Linked DNA regions of Mus musculus: region 1 is linked to region 2. The links are chromatin loops, found by intact Hi-C in ENCODE. Cell type or tissue: left cerebral cortex. All regions are shown on one strand. Each heading gives the region's core, and the rest is flanking DNA. Links, peaks and the distances in the headings are about the cores only.

Region 1 (4,399 bases), core at 272-4,271, 100 kb before region 2:
TGAATCTCGTTAGGTCCATTCCAGTTTCTGGCCTAGGCATTTCATTTCCCCAGGTTATAGATGCATGTTTGTATATCTTTTCTTTTTTTCAAATAATTTTACTGGTTTTCATCTTTTGTCATTGCTTCATACTGCTACTGGATTTCAGGCATCTGTTTAGTGAATGCAGATGAGAGTATAGCTGGATTTCTACAACTGCACAAAGGATTTGTGAATTCGTGAAAATCAGCGGTGTATTCTAGGAAGTTTTGATCCTTGTAAGCCTTGATCCTGTCCTAGTCAGGGTTTTACTGCTGTGAAGAGACACCATGAGCAAGGCAACTTGTTGTAAGGACAACATTTATTTCAGGCTGGCTTACAGGTTCAGAGGTTCAGTCCATTATCATTAAGATGGGAGCATGGCAGCATCCAGGCAGGCATGGTGCAGGCAGAGCTGAGAGTTCTACATCTTCATCTGAAGGCTGCCAGTGGAAGACTGACTTCCAGGCAGCTAGGAGGAAGGTCTTAAAGCCCACACCTCCAGTGACACACCTACTCCAACAAGGCCATACTTCCTAATAGTGCCACTCCCTGGGCTGAGCACATAGAAATCATCCTAACCTCCTTGGCTGAGTGATGGCTTAGTGCTTTTCGTTTCTCAGGAAGTTATCCATCTAAAAACTGCCTTAGTTACTATGGTGATACTAGTTGCTTAGATGAAATGCTTGACAGGTAGCAACTTCCAGGGGGAAGGGCTTATTCTGGCTCACAGTTTAAGGGGGTACAACCTATCATGATGGGGAAGCATGAGGGTCATCTGGTCACATGCAATTCACAGTTGCCATTCACAGTCAGGAAGCAAGGAGTAAAGAGGCTAGTAAACCTCAGATCCCACCACTCAGTCCCTTCCTTCAGCACAGTTCCACTGCCTAAAGGTTCTATAACCTTCCAGACAGGGCTGCCCATTCATAGCGAGCAGGACATTCCATACTGAAATCACAACAAAGACAAATCAGATGAGGCCACATGATCAGAGAAATCCAGAAATAGGTAATTTGAAAATAATCACTTTGTTCACTTTAGGTATTTATTTATTTATTATTATTTTTTTAGACAGGGTCTCTCTACATAGAAGTGGATATCCTGAACCTCACTGTAGTAGACCAGGCTGGTTTTTGCCTTCATAGAAATTCTCCTGCCTCTGCCTCTTGAGTGCTGAGATTAAAGCATGTGCCACCATGCATGGCAAATGCCTATTTTTATTTTCTTTTTTCTTTTCTTTTTTTTTTTTTTTTTTTTTTTGTAGTTGCAGAGAATGAGTGGAAAAGTTATAAGGAAAATGAGACTTTTTTGATGTACTGTCTATAAAAGACAAGCTTTTTTTGCTTGCATAAATAAATCTGTGGTTTTAAGGAATGAGTGGACATATTAGCTGATGAAGGCAAGCTCCCTTATACCTTTCCTACATCATGCAGGCCATTGTAGGGGTCATGGTGAGCTCAGTGTAGATAAGAAGGCAAGGCAAGAAGTTTCTGGTGTCTGGAAGCTTAGAGTAGGAGAGATGAAGAGCCATGTGGCTTCTTGGGGTGCTAACAAAAACAGCAATGACAAAGTGATCTGGCATCCTCCTTAGCAAGGGGTGCAAGCTGCCTTTCTTGTTCAGTGTTTAACGTTTAATTGGAAGCTATTTTCTGCTCTCTATAAATCTTCTTGGCTGCCTCCCCAACTTCAGCAGGAATCTGCTACCTACAACTGCCTTGTGTCTGTGATAGTGTGGATATCAAATACAGAGGTTTTTTGTGGGAAGGCAGTGACCAGGAAGACAAGGATGCAGCCTTGGAAGTCAGAAACACAAGTGAGGCTGGCTTAGATATGGAAGAGGAAGGAACACTTTCTTCTCAAGAGCAAGTGGGCTATAGGGAGATAGAGCAGGGAAGTGACTTAGCATTTACCTCTCTCCTCCCATTTGGAAACACTCACAGACTTGACGGATTCCCAAGTGTTGAGAGTCTGGTTTATCAAGGAGCATTCTACCCCATACAGGTCTTGTAGATCTGCATGCAACTGTGATGGGAATTCCTTAGGTTTCAGTGTAAGAGAGACAGAAAGCATCCAAGTTATCCACCCTACAGCCCATGTTTCTGTTTCCCCAGAACGTAATGGTCATCACCAGATGCCTCATGTCTCAAAGGTCCCTTCACTTCCTGAATGAGGAATGCCAATCACGTAGGAGTGGGTTAGTTAAATAGAGGGTTGAGTTTTCGTGAACACACTGCTTCCCTTCAGCTGTTGTTGTCATTCTAAAAGGATCACACATCTGTTTTCTGATAGGCTTTACTGCCTAATGGGGCTGGGAGCAATGGTGTGATCAATTCTCTTATCCCACAGTCTCATTTTGGAGCAGACCCTGAGCTCTGACTTGGCTAAGGTCACACATCCAGTAATGATTGGCTTGGATTTAGCTTATAATAAATATCTTCTACAGTTTCCTATTATACTTGAACATGTGTATGTATATAGTAGCTCATTTGAAATTTTTATTTTTTATTTTTTAAAAGCAGTTTTTTTCCTACCTTACAGGTCCTCTGTGTATATACTATGACTTTTGGTTTGGGGTTTGTATGGGATTCCTGAATATGAACACACATGTGTCCCTGCATCTATTGTGTTCCTCGTGTCTTTTTTTCTGTTGGCTCTTATCTTGTTTGGCTGTTTCGTCCTGTTATGATTTGTTTGTTTTTGATTTATCTAATTTTATTATTATTTCTTATTTTCTATTTTGTAACCAGAGACAAAAAAGATCCAGATGAGGGGGCAGACAGGAAGAAACTAGGAGTAGGAGGGGAGAGGAGAAACCATAATCAAAATATATCATATGAAAAAATCTATTTTCAATAAAAGAAAGAAAAACATATGTATGTGCATTCACACATGTGCATTCAAATGTTTAAGTCCAGGTACCCATGGATGCCAGATCAGATACCCTGGAGTCGGAGTTAAAGGTGGTTGTGAGTCACTCCGTGTGGATGCTAGGAACCAAACTTGGATCCTCTACAGGGGTAATACAGAGTCTACCAAGTTGTCCCTCCAGTCAATATTTTTGTTGTGTTTTAAAATGTACATAAACCTTGGAGCTAAAGGGATGGCTTGGTGGTTAAAAGCAGTAGCAGCTCTTTCAGAGAAGCTGGGTTCAGTTCCCAGCACTCACGTGACAGCTAAGAACTATCTGTAGCTCTAGTTCTGGGGAGTCTGATATCCCCTCTGGCCTCAGAGAGTACCAGGCACGCCCTTCATACACAGATACACATTCAGGCAAGGCACTCATACACATAAAATAAGTAATAAATAAATGTATGTATACTATAATGGTATTGACTGTCATATGAACTTTTCTAAGGTGGGTGCTCAAGGTCAGAGACCCTGCCAAACATCCTCCAGTGCTCCTAGGCTTCACAACAGATAACCATCCAGGCTGAAATGCCTTTAAGAACAAACTGATTCTTTTTAGCTTGCTCCCCTTTGGGCACTGCTCCAAAAGCTTCTGTGGAGAACATTTGCGTCCGTATTCAATGGAGGTTTTTTAACATTTGCTGCCAAATCTCTGAAATTTCTTAATTCTTGAATGAGAAGCGAGGCACTTGAAACCTATGTGTCTGTTGACGACTGTAAGAGGAAATGGACACATACACATCTGGCCAGGTCAACAAAACCAGGATTGTCCTGTGGCTTCATCCTTGAGAGAAACAAGGACCATGAACAATAGCTCATGTTAAGAGCAGTTTCCCTGCATCCAAAGAGGCAGCAAAGATGCTGAGAAGGAGTGGCATTTGAACAGTGTGATGGTTAGTGTTATTCATCAGTTTGATGGGACTAGAATTACCCAGGAGATGGGCCCCTGGTGGGATTATCTTGATACACTCACTGAGGTTTAAAGACTCTCCCACTGTGGGTGATACATTCCCTAGCAGGGATCCTGGAGTTTAGAAGGAGAGAAAGAAGGCAGAGCAGCCCCATGGATTCATCGCTCTCTTGTTTTAACTGTGGATGTACTATGACCTATTGCTTCAAGCTTCTGCTACCTTGGCTTCTTCATCATAATGGATGGTGACTTGAACTGTCAGGTAGAATAAACACTTTCTCCCTTAAATTGCTTTTGTCCAAACAACAGGAATTAAAACTAAGACAGACCACTCTTGGGGAACATTTGGAATTCTATAGAAATATACTCTAGAACAGCAGTTTTCAGTGGGGATTCTTTTACATCTTCAAGGAACAATTGATAATATTTGGGAACTCTTGCTATAGTGAAAAGAATCATGGGCATCTAGTGAGTAGGAGACAAGGATGCTGCTTAATGTTCTGTAATATACAACAGCTGCCCCTACAATATTTCTGGTCCAAAATGCTTTTACTGCTGAGG
Region 2 (4,399 bases), core at 204-4,203:
GAGGCTAACCTGAGATAAAGGAGACCCTCTCTCTAAAGAAATAGCTGATGAGTTATGAGAAACCTATTTGTATTTTAAATAATTAAAATTAAAGAACAACCTGAGGGCTAAGGGATAACTATATATTTAATACCATTTGCTATTGTATTTGTTTATATGTAAAATTTTATCTAAAACAAACTAAATTTAAGATTAAAATAACAAATCAGCTCAAAATGACTATGAAACCATACTCAGGAACTTTTGTCCAGCCCCTTCTCTGAATAAAAGCAGGAAAGAAACATACAAAAAAGAATTCCAAAACAAGATGTGGAAGTCAGGAATAGTGATTTCAGGAGTTTTGCAGCACCCCTCCCCAAACGGTATCAAATCTGAGATTAATAATATTATATGGCCTAAAACATGAGCTAATACTATATCACCTAAAAACTAAATTATATATTATATAACTCTATATCTGACCATGGGATAAAGCCATGGGAAGCTGGTCAGAGCACTATACTGAAGGCTACTCAGTGCTTTGAGACTATAGTATTTGCCCCTGGCCTAACCTTCTAACAAGTCATCTCTTATGTGAGAGAGTATGATGCACCTGTGTTTTCATAGCTTGTGCTATAAAGTTTGGGATAGGAGCAAGATCAAACCTGAGATAAGGAGAGTCTTCATAATGCCAAGTAGCCAGAGCATCTGAAATCCAAAGCACTAAATTAAGGCATGGATCTCTCTTATGGGAGCTCTATAATTATAGTACATGATTGCATGCTGGGAATATCTTTCATCCTCTCAAAGGACCGCCTACCTTCTCCATTAGACAAAATTGTTAGTCTTTCAAATCAGTTCCCACTTTTCTACCCTTGAACCTATGATGATAGATTCCAACTCTTGAGTTATCTTGAGTTATCATTGAGCCCTTAGGGAATCTCTCTCTCTCTCTCTCTCTTCTCTCTCTCTCTCTCTCTCTCTCTCTCTCTCTCTCTCTCTCTCTCTCACACACACACACACACACACACACACACACACACACACACACACACACACACACACAATCCCTGGCAAAAAGCAGCCAGCAATCCCCATGTCATAGTCTAGTCTACCTTACAGTTGCTTTGACTTGATTGATTAGTTTATCATAAAACTATCTCAAAGTCTCCCCACGTGTGCTAAATGCAGACAAGTTGTTACATAATGAAACATTTATGACCTTGCGTCTGATTTCAAATAGTCCTGTTCCCTCCTGATTCCCCACCACCATCACATTTTCTGCCATGTTTCCTGTCTGTGCTCTGCTCGCCTGAGCTCCCATGGTGCCATTCATTAAGCTGTACTTTCAACACCCATTGGTTTCTGTAGTCTGCATCTCCAACTTCTCTAAATTCCTCCCACAAACTGATTCCAAAGTTCTGTACTCCATGGTCAGGTAGTCACAGAAACAGCAGAATTCTCAGTACCAATTTTCTGTGTTGGCTCCAGTGCTTCTGGGTCTGAGTGAGGCAGTACATCACAGCAATGAGGCTTGGTAGAAGGGGCTCCTTACTGCCCAACAACCAGGAAATAGAAGTATTTATATGTAGTATTTTCCCCTTTATCAAACTCTTGGTCACCCAGAGAGATAGAGTTTTACAGAAAACATAAGGAAATAAATAAACAAATAGATACATACTGATATTATTTTCCTTTTCAGTGATTAACTTTTGGACTAAATGGCCTTTGCCCTAGTTGCTTCCAATGACTTCAACAAAATGTTTTGTTCACACAATTTTGTTTTGTTTTCAGATACCATTGTGAACTGATAGTTTTGAATATACAGATGTGTTTCAATCCATTGCATTTAATTCTCTTACTCAAGTTCACATTATCCCTTATTTGGCTGGGAAGCACCTCTTTAAGTGCCTCCTACCCTGGGGCTTATCTATTACATTTCTGTCCCAGAGTAGGAGTGGGCTACTGCTTCTGGAATCCTGGATTCCTGTTAGTGGAAATAGTAATTAGATGCCTTAGTGTGCAGTGTTGTTTTACAAAGATGTTTATATATTTAGAATATCCATTCTTTAAGTTTTGGTACGACTTAAAATTCTTCCTGGTTTGTCATTTGGCTCTGAGGTCTCTAATGATTTTGTTCCATACACATTTTTTTTTCTGTGTCGACTTTTAGATTAATTTTACTACTTCTTTAAAACTCAATTTCTGGGTCTAGACAGATGGCGCAGCTACTAAGAATGTGTACTGTAGAGGACCAGAGGTTGGTTCTCACGCTGTATGACTCATACCCACCTACAACTCACATGAGATCTGGGGGCGGGGAGGGTTCTCATGCTCTCATCTGGCCTCCGTACACTCTGCACTCACATTCATATATACAGAGGCTAACAAAGTTAAAAATCACTTTTAAAACTCACTTTCGAGATTTTGGCTGAAGTGGATCAATGATTAAGAAGACATCCTGAGAAGCCTGTGTGACGTAGGCAGACGTGCCACCCAAACTGCCATTCATGCTTAAGGAATGACATTTTTCTTAAATGACAAAGCCATCTGGGAGTTGAGCGGGGTGTTTCTGGAGAAGGTTTTCCTTGAGCCCTATGGGAGTAGGCATCTTTTCTTCTCCCAGGTGCTATTTACCTGAAGGTGACACTGAGAAAATGTCACTGTCATGTTAAAAAAACAAAAGGACTGAGTGGCATGCTGAGGCCAGCCGAACCAGCTAGGTGACCTGGTGCCTTGACGAGACAGTGAAAGTGCCTACCTTTCCAACTTGGGAAGAAACTGTGTCCATTTCTTAGAGGTGTGAGATGGAAAACGCCCTCATCTCACAAACCGCTGCTGTCCCTTGTTGAAAATATGTCAATTGACACATTAACTCCTCACAGGAGAGGTTGAAAATAACATGCAGATGAGCAGAGGAACCAGCTGAACACATACTTAGGCCTAAATAATTGTTATTAATGAAGCTAAAATTAGATGGAAATAATTTTCAAAGCACAAGAAGCATAGTGTTTAAGAAAAAAAAAAAAGAAAAAAAAGAAAAGGAAACTCTGGAAGAGGAGAAATTCCAGGTGTTGTCCAGAAAGCCAGGCAGACTTGACAGTTCAGAGAAAAAGTAAATCTCTACTGAGGACTTGGCCCATTTCGTGGGATCAATAGGGGAAGCACAGATCAGTAGTTCTCAGCCCTGGCTGAGTATCGACAGAACATGCTTCATTAAGTGCCGCCATTTGGCCCACTCTCTACCAACTGTCTGGCTGGTCCTGGTTATTGCACTCTTTCAAGTATACATTACAGTGCATTATTTCAAAACATGGTTCACAAATTTGTAAGTGATCAAAAGACTGATAATAATATTTATATCATTTTCACAGTCAGGATCAAAGATGGTGAGTGAGGCTTGGGGAGATTCTTTATTTGGGGGCAGCATGTATGTGTAGTTCTGAAATATTTAGGGTATATTTATATTAATCCAAGTAACTTTGAAATTTTGTTTAATTGAATGCATCTGGTTGACAAGGAGAGCAGTGGATGCTGATGAGGCCTTGCTCTCTTTGCCCTTCTTGGAAACACAGGAAGGTTTAGCAGGCTATAGAAGATGTCCATCCCACTTCAACTCCAGAGTCCAATTCCTTTCCTTCTAGTCTGCAATTGCCCAAGCCATTCTCTGCCTTTCGAGTGCTGCTGCAAGGACCCTGCAGCAGAATCTCTTTCATGCCAGTGGCTGCTGCTTCTCTGTTACTCAACACAAGCCAGTGGCCTTTTGGAGGGAAGCATCCTTACTTTCTCAAGGTACCTTAAGCCTTTCAGATTTAGTGACATGTCTTCCAAAGTACAATGCTCAGATCCATCCATTTGCCTCACATGAAGCTCAAGTGTTGACCGTTTTCTTTAGCTTTGAGTTTGTTACAAGATGTAGCAGATTTTGCTATATGAACAATCACCCCAAATCTGAGTGATTATGAGCAACCACCATTGGCGATTGCTCATGAGGCAAGGAACTTATTAGTTTGCAGCCTAAGAAGGGCTGATTGTAGCTGGGATCTGATTCGCTGGGATGGTCTTGGTTGACTTGATTCCATCTCTCTCTTTGATCCCTTACCTTCCAGAGGGATGATTTGGGCTTTCTCATGCCATGACCATTGTGTTGAACAAGGGAGAGGACAAGCACACAAGAGTTCTTAGGGCTTAGGCTTAGATCTAGGGTAATGTCACTCTGAGGACAAGCCACAAGGTCAGCCTGGATTCATACTTTGAAAACACAAATCTTTCCTCTTGGTGGGAAAGTCTGCAAAGTGTCATTGGAAAAGTGCATGGATACAGTTACAAATTAATGAATTAATTTGGGCAGGAGATACGACTCTTCCAGAAGCCCCTAGTTCAGTTCCCAGTACCCACATTGGGAAACTCACAACTACTT

The links. Peaks named below come from ENCODE experiments on the same cell type or tissue, not always from the same donor. Only the 100,000 strongest peaks of a DNase experiment are listed, where the experiment ranks them.
Region 1: a loop joins it to region 2, with 2.5 times the contacts of the local background. A loop is called at or near these places in 2 of 42 quality-filtered maps.

What each region holds. Positions count from the first base shown.
Region 1 is chr5:45,227,543-45,231,941 of GRCm38, reverse strand. The region is part of intron 4 of D5Ertd615e (DNA segment, Chr 5, ERATO Doi 615, expressed); the gene reads left to right. Among named protein-coding and RNA genes, the nearest start is that of Gm46912, 67 kb to the right of the region's middle. In left cerebral cortex, for the core only: no CTCF peak of the experiment used is centred there; DNase peaks (open chromatin) are centred at 1,646, 1,966 and 3,550; H3K27ac peaks cover 893 bases.
Region 2 is chr5:45,126,076-45,130,474 of GRCm38, reverse strand. All of the region lies in intron 5 of D5Ertd615e (DNA segment, Chr 5, ERATO Doi 615, expressed), which reads left to right. Among named protein-coding and RNA genes, the nearest start is that of Gm46912, 35 kb to the left of the region's middle. In left cerebral cortex, for the core only: no CTCF peak of the experiment used is centred there; DNase peaks (open chromatin) are centred at 1,406 and 2,269.